Regions from separate parts of the Homo sapiens genome. Here region 2 is linked to region 1. A link is a contact called in ENCODE Hi-C or POLR2A ChIA-PET data. All regions are on one chromosome and are shown on one strand. Each heading gives the region's core, a stretch centred on a gene start or an enhancer-like site at or near the end of the contact. The rest is flanking DNA. Distances are from core to core; before and after follow the strand shown. Region 1 has its middle 50 kb from the start of TLK1. Region 2 holds the start of TLK1 (tousled like kinase 1).

Evidence for each region. Hi-C counts contacts between places; a loop is a spot of excess contacts on that map. ChIA-PET counts read pairs that join two places held with the same protein, here RNA polymerase II (POLR2A). Pooled maps may share reads with other maps.
Region 2: a loop to region 1 is called in a map of OCI-LY7, with 6 times the contacts of the local background. The contact joins the promoter of TLK1 here to the enhancer-like site in region 1. A Hi-C loop is called at or near these places in 11 of 168 maps with a recorded cell type or tissue (B cell, CD4-positive, alpha-beta T cell, CD4-positive, alpha-beta memory T cell and 6 more), 8 of 37 single-sample maps with no recorded cell type and 16 of 50 pooled maps. POLR2A ChIA-PET finds 5 or more read pairs at or near these places in 16 of 52 experiments (AG04450, BJ, CD4-positive, alpha-beta memory T cell and 13 more).

What each region holds. Positions count from the first base shown.
Region 1 is chr2:171,209,474-171,212,538 of GRCh38, forward strand. It overlaps a transcript of TLK1 not described here. Among named protein-coding and RNA genes, the nearest start is that of TLK1, 50 kb to the left of the region's middle. Within about 2 kb of position 1,503, at least 6 of the 41 ENCODE cell types and tissues checked have a DNase peak (open chromatin) inside an H3K27ac peak, as active enhancers do; they include B cell, CD4-positive, alpha-beta T cell, CD8-positive, alpha-beta T cell and 2 more, where a contact is called at or near this core.
Region 2 is chr2:171,159,176-171,162,381 of GRCh38, forward strand. It overlaps TLK1 (tousled like kinase 1), which reads right to left and starts at 1,718. Exons shown (of 21, transcript NM_012290.5): 1 at 1,115-1,718. The coding sequence starts at 1,253. RefSeq lists silencers at 889-1,128, 1,399-2,118, 2,249-2,308 and an enhancer at 890-1,534.

The DNA.
Region 1 (3,065 bases), core at 253-2,752:
AAAGCAGGTTATAAGAAAGTAATATATACTCCTATAACCTAAGAAATTATATTTATTTCTTTAGTATAGTTTACAAAATCTGACGCAGTAATGTGTCCTTTTGTAAGTCTATTTGTTGAAGTCCTAATTCCCATATCTCATAATGTGACTGTATTTGAAGATATGATCTTTAAGGAGGTAATTATAATGAGTTACAGTGAGGTCATTAGGTGAGCCCTAATCCAATATGCCTGGAGTCCTTATAAGAAGAGGAAATTTGGACACAGAATATGTACGAAGTGAAGACCATATGAAGACAGAGAGAAAACGGTCATCTACAAGCCAAGAAGAGAGATCTTGAAAGAAACTAACCTTGCCTACACCTTGGTCTTGGACTTCTAGCCTCCAGAATTGAAAGAAAATAAATTTTTGTCATTTCAGCTACCCAATCCATGAAACTTTGTTACCGCAGCCCTAGCAAACTAATGACAATACTGATACACATTCTCAAAATTTCCAGGAGCTTGTAGGCACAGGCAGTGTATGGGAATGCCTGTTTTGTACCTCCTATTAGCTAATCAGGTAAATCAAAATACAGTGTCATGTCTTCATTTATGTTTATTTACATTTTCCTTATGTTAAAAAGTTGTATTACTGTTCTGAATTTGAATGTCATTATAGTACCATGATCAGCCAAGCAACTGATTATTTTTAGATGAATAGAGCTGAACTGGAATGTGGCAACCAAGGTGTGTATTATAGCGGCCCCTCTGAAAGAGAAATAAGGTTATAATGCCACTCACACCTTCACGTTCTTTTTTTATTATTTTTTTTTTTTATAGGAGACAAGGGTTTCACTATGTTGCCTAGGCTAGAATGCGGCTATAGGAGAGAATGAACTCCTGGGCTCAAGCAATCCTCCTGAGTAGCTGGGACTACAGGCACATACCACCACACCCAGCCATGGTCAGTATCTTCCCTTTAAGTGTAATAGCCCTGGCTGGGGCTGCTCCCCACCAAGACCACATCTAGGCAAGTATTTGCGAAAGAAAAGAATTTCGATTTCAGACGTAATCAGAAAAATCTCTGACTAGTATATCCAATTAATACATCCAATGGGCTAAGCACCACAGTAAACAAAAACAATGCCCTGTGCAAAAACAAAGTCAAACAAAACAAACACACAAACAAACACCCAGTCTTAATGTTCACGGACACTTCGGACTCTGACTTTTTTGCATTGTATTGCAACATCCTTATATCTGAACCACCTAGAGACTAAACTAAACTAGGACAATTTACAAGGGAGAATTTGCCGGCTAATTAAATTAGGGCAAGGTTAATTCATTGAGAGAATGCCGTGAAATGTTGAGAAGAAATCTAGGAACTGATAACAGGATCTAGGCTTCTCTGACTGTTACCAGGAGGGAGAAGGGAAGCTGCATTTGAAGCTGAATATATCCAGGAGGCTGAGAGAGTAACTTCAGCCAGCAGGTATATACAGCCGGATGTGCCAGGGACAGCAGTCATAAGCAGCCAGCCCAGAAGGCACTTCTTCAGATATGTCCACATTATCTCCTATGATCTTTGCGGTGACATCCTTTGGGCACATGAAAACCTTACTTTTGGTTGATTTCTCTGCTTCCTGCCCCATGTTACATTCTTAGATACTAAAAAGCACTCTGAAGACAGATGCTCAACAATTCAGAGACCTCGAATCCTACAAGAATGTTAGTGCCTGTAACACAGTTTACATTGCTGTAGAGCCTTTCATGCGACAAAAATTTAAACAAGCATTGTTTTATTACTTACTTTTACTGGCTCCCTTTCTATAACCGGTTTGGGTTGTAGGAAGCCTTTTGGTTTTCACCACGAATTATATCAAACCGTTTGTCACGGTAAGTTCACTTCCTCTTTCTTTTCTTGTGTAGTTGAACTCACCTAAGATGCATGGCTTACCCTATACTTATTTAATACACCAGAAATATAATATACAAAGATACTTCATTGAGGTGCATACAAAAGTGTAATTGTTCAATGCTATTTTGCACAGACTACACTCAGTCATAAATGTATCTAGTGATATCTGAGTTAAATGGATGCTTTTTTTTTTTGAGATTAGAGTCTTGCGCTGTCGCCCAGGCTGGAGTGCAATGGCGCGATGTTGGTTCACTGCAGCATCCGCCTCCCGGGTTCAAGTGGTTCTCCTGCCTCAGCCCCCTGAATAGCTGGGATTACAGGCGCACCCCACCACGCCAGGCTAATTTTTGTATTTTTAGTAGAGATGGAGTTTCACCATGTTGGTCAGACTGGTCTCGAACTCCTGACCTCGTGATCCACCCGCCTCGGCCTCCCAAAGTGCTGGGATTACAGGCGTGAGCCACTGTGCCCGGCCTCTTTTTTTTTTTTTCAAGACAGAGTCTCACTCTGTCACCCAGGCTGGAGTGCAGTGGTGCAATCTCGGCTCACTGCAACCGCTGCCTCCTGGGTTCAAGCGATTCTCCTGCCTCAGTCACCCGAGTAGCTGGAATTACAGGCATGCACCACTACGCCCAGCTAATTTTTTGTACTTTGGTAGAGACAGGGTTTCACCATTTTGGCCAGGCTGGTCTCGAACTCCTGACTTCAGGTGATCCACCTACCTCCCAAAGTGCTGGGATTACAGGCGTGAGCCACCATGCCTGGCCTCCTCTCGTTTTAAAGCTTGTCTAACAAGCCTTTCCGGACCTCCAGAAATCAATTAACATCTGCATAAGCTCAGCCTGGCCACTCCAGCAGCTGTTTTATCATAGAGAAACATTCCTGGCTCCCCTGCCCCCACCCTCACCCCTTGCCGCCCCCTCCTTCACCTCCCCCACCGCCCCCAAGCTTCACTCCCTGTTATGCTGCCTTTTTGCAACTTTAACCTGACACCCCCAATTTTCCCAACATCTGTTCAGTTGATGTTATCTTTATATCTGGTAATAGGTCCTTGATGTTTGATTTCATTATACCTTTGCCTGGGTAAATAAACATGTTCCCCCTAAGGAAATAAGGGACATCATTTTAGACGTCCTTTATCAATGTCAGTGGAGTCTAAGGGAAAA
Region 2 (3,206 bases), core at 468-2,967, 50 kb before region 1:
CACTAGACGGTTGAACTTCCAGACATTTGAAAATGTGCCTATCTCCTCGTGTGCGACAACTAGGAGTGAACAGCCCGTCTACCAATTGCGGATGAATACCGCTAAGCTTTTTCCAGACTAAAGAGCGTTAAAAGACATTCCATGCACATTTATTCATTCCCCATAAATGTGTTTTCTCCCAAATTTCATTTTATGTTGTATACTTAGATACAGCAAGTTGAAATTTTAGTCAAAAGCACGCCGGTGCCTTACAAGCTGTGTAACTGCTACATCTGGTGGCAGCCCACTTGCTTGCAAGAAGCCAGAAAACTTAGAAAACAATTGTAACCGATTTGGTGCGTGTTTGCAATAACCTTTACGCAGATATTTCCCACAAAACCCACGACCCTGTCACAGAAGAACAGTAGCCTACTTGCAGCAGAGAATATAACGCACAAACACGCAGGAAGCAACGGCGAAGGAGAGAAAGTTGCAACCATCTGGAGGGGCGGTTTTAAAAGCCTGCCCACGAGTCAGTCTGTCGTTTAAATTGCTCTAGGGGGCCACACAGGGGATCAAAGTCTGCCCAGATAATTTCAGCGTCTCTCCCCAAAGGAGAAACCCAGCAAGCGAGGGGCATCCTCCAGGTCCCGGGCAGCAAAGCTCGCAAAGTGGGGACCGCCTCTATGGGAGGAGTGCGCGGGAGAAGGGGAGGGGGCTCGAGGACGAAGGCTCCAGCGGGAGGGAAAACCCACCAGAGACCGGAGGCCAGGAGGTTAAGAGTACTGAGTGTACTGGCAAATGGAGCAGAAAGGGGCTCGCGTCTGGGGGGAGGCTTCCCACCCTCGCAGGACTGGCTCCCAGGAACCCCAGGCGAGTCTATGCGCCTCGCCCCGTCCCCACCAGCGCGCACCCCCTCGTCCGTCTCCTCCGCCACCCGCGAACCACCATCCACAGCCAGGGCACTACCTCCCCAGAGCCGGGGAGCCGGGCGGCCTCGCGTCCACCTCGCCACCATCCCCCACCCCAGGGTCTGGCGGAGAAGCCCCGGGGCGGGGGGGGCGGGGGGGGGGCGCGGGGGTCCGCGGCGCGGGAGAGGAGGCCCGCGAGCGGGCGCGGGCGCGGCGGTGCTTACCTTCCCTGGGCCTCCCGGATGGCGGCGTGTGATTCAGCAGGGACCTGGCCGCCGCCGCCGAGCCCGGGGTTGGAGACGTGGAGAGCTGGGACCAAGATGGCGGCCCCTCCAAACTTCCACTGCTACTTTGGACACTCATCAAGCTACTTTCTGGGAACCCGACTCCCCCCCTGCGACGGCAGCGGCGGCAACGGCACCGGCACCCGCCTCCGTCATGGCGGGGGCCGCGCTGAGGGCGAGCGAGAGAGCGAGGGCTGGGAGGGGAGAGTCAAGGGGATGGGGGAGGAAACCGAGAAGAGGGGAGGTGGGGAGGAAAGAGGTGAGGGAAGGAGAGGGGACAGGGAGGAGGGAAAGGGGGAGAAGCGAGGGAGCGAGCGGGCGCGCCAGAGGAGAGGAGGAGGAAAGGAGCGCGGCGGCGGAGGCGTCGAGGGGGTGCCAGCCGGGCCGGGGTCGGAGCGCGGGCGGAGCGCGGGCTGCGCCGGCCGAGGACACTTCCGCGGGCGGAACCTGCCGGCACCTCTGCAGTGCGTCGGCCCCCGGCGTCGCCCGGGAGGCGGCGGCGGCGGGCTGTGGGTGGCGGCTGAGGCGGTGGGGTAACCTCTGCATCAGTTACAGGCGGCGGCGGCGTCACGCGCCGCCTGTGCAAACACTATCGCGAGGCTCCTGCGCCTCCGGTAGCGGCGGCGGCGGCGGCGGCGGCAGCGGCGGCCGCGGGAGCAGGCTTGGGGGAGGGACCTGCCAGGGGCTGGGGGGTGGGGGCATGGGGAAGGAGCGAGCGCGCGAGGGAAGAGACTAGAGCGCCGGGGCGCCCCTGCCGCACCCGCGGATCGCCGCGCGGCGCGGGAGCCCGGGGTTGCCGGACTCGCGTGCGCGGGGGCAGCGTCCCCGCGCCGGCCGGAGGGAGGCGCGCCCCCGCCGCGCCGCTCGGGCTCCAGCGCCGCTGCCACCTGACTCCCCCTGTCTCCCGCGGAAGCGCGCCTCTCTCCTGACCCACACCCAACACGGGGAGAAATGCTGCTGCTCTCGCTCAGCTGCCGCTTCTCGGGAGTTCAATGTGATCGTTTCTCAAAATGGAACTGAAAAGTTGAGAGTTCCTTCTTTCTTGCCCCTCTGTACTGTGCAGAAAAACGTATGTGCGCCTCCCCGTCTGCAGAATGGGAATAATGACCGAATAAAAGAGCTATGAAAATAAACATGGGTAGTGGGAGAGTTGGGAAATAAAACTTTCTCGTGTTTTCTAAAAAAGAGTGAAGAATCTTTAATGAGGAAATTGAAAATTACCAGTTTTGTAGACTGTATGGTATAGCAATTCTTTGTTTTAAAACAGTAAGTGGAAAATCTAAATGAAAAATGTGATTACTGAATCACATATTTAGGAAAACTATACAGCGTTCATCTTGCAGAAGGTATGGTTTCTAGAAACTTATAATTTGTTTCTAGTGTCTCCGCTGAGTCCCGACTACAAAAATCCCAAAATAAATAACAGCATTTGCTAAAATTTATAGATAGAGTGTAGCTTTCTACAGACCCACACAAGTATACTCACACCAGGGATTGGGCTTCTTGTACATAAAAGAGCACTCTAGTTCAGGAAAAGTACAACAAGGTTATTTCTCTCTTTAGAAAACCAAATTGAATAGAGCACTAAAAAGATTATGATATAGCGCTACTGCACAGACAAGAGGAAATGGCATGATTACCAGGGGGACAAAAATGTCGTTTCTATTTTTTATTTTTATGACTTCGCATTTCTCATAGTAATGTTTTGTTCAGATAAACTATCATACTAGAAAAGAACCTTGATTGTCAGTTATCTCCAGAAGTAATTGTAGTTGCCTTGTGCTTTAGATACTTCAGTGAGTTTTTAGTCTTGTCTGCTTTTCAAACTTAAGAGGGACATCTCACAAACAACTTTATTGAGGTATAATTGACAAAATAAACTGCACATATTTAAAGTGTACAATTATTGGCCAGGTGCGGTGGCTCACGCCTGTAACCCCAGCACTTTGGGAGGCCGAGGTGGGCGGATCACGAGGTCAGGAGTTTGAGACCAGCCTGGCCAACATGGTGAAACCCCATCTCTACTTAAAAT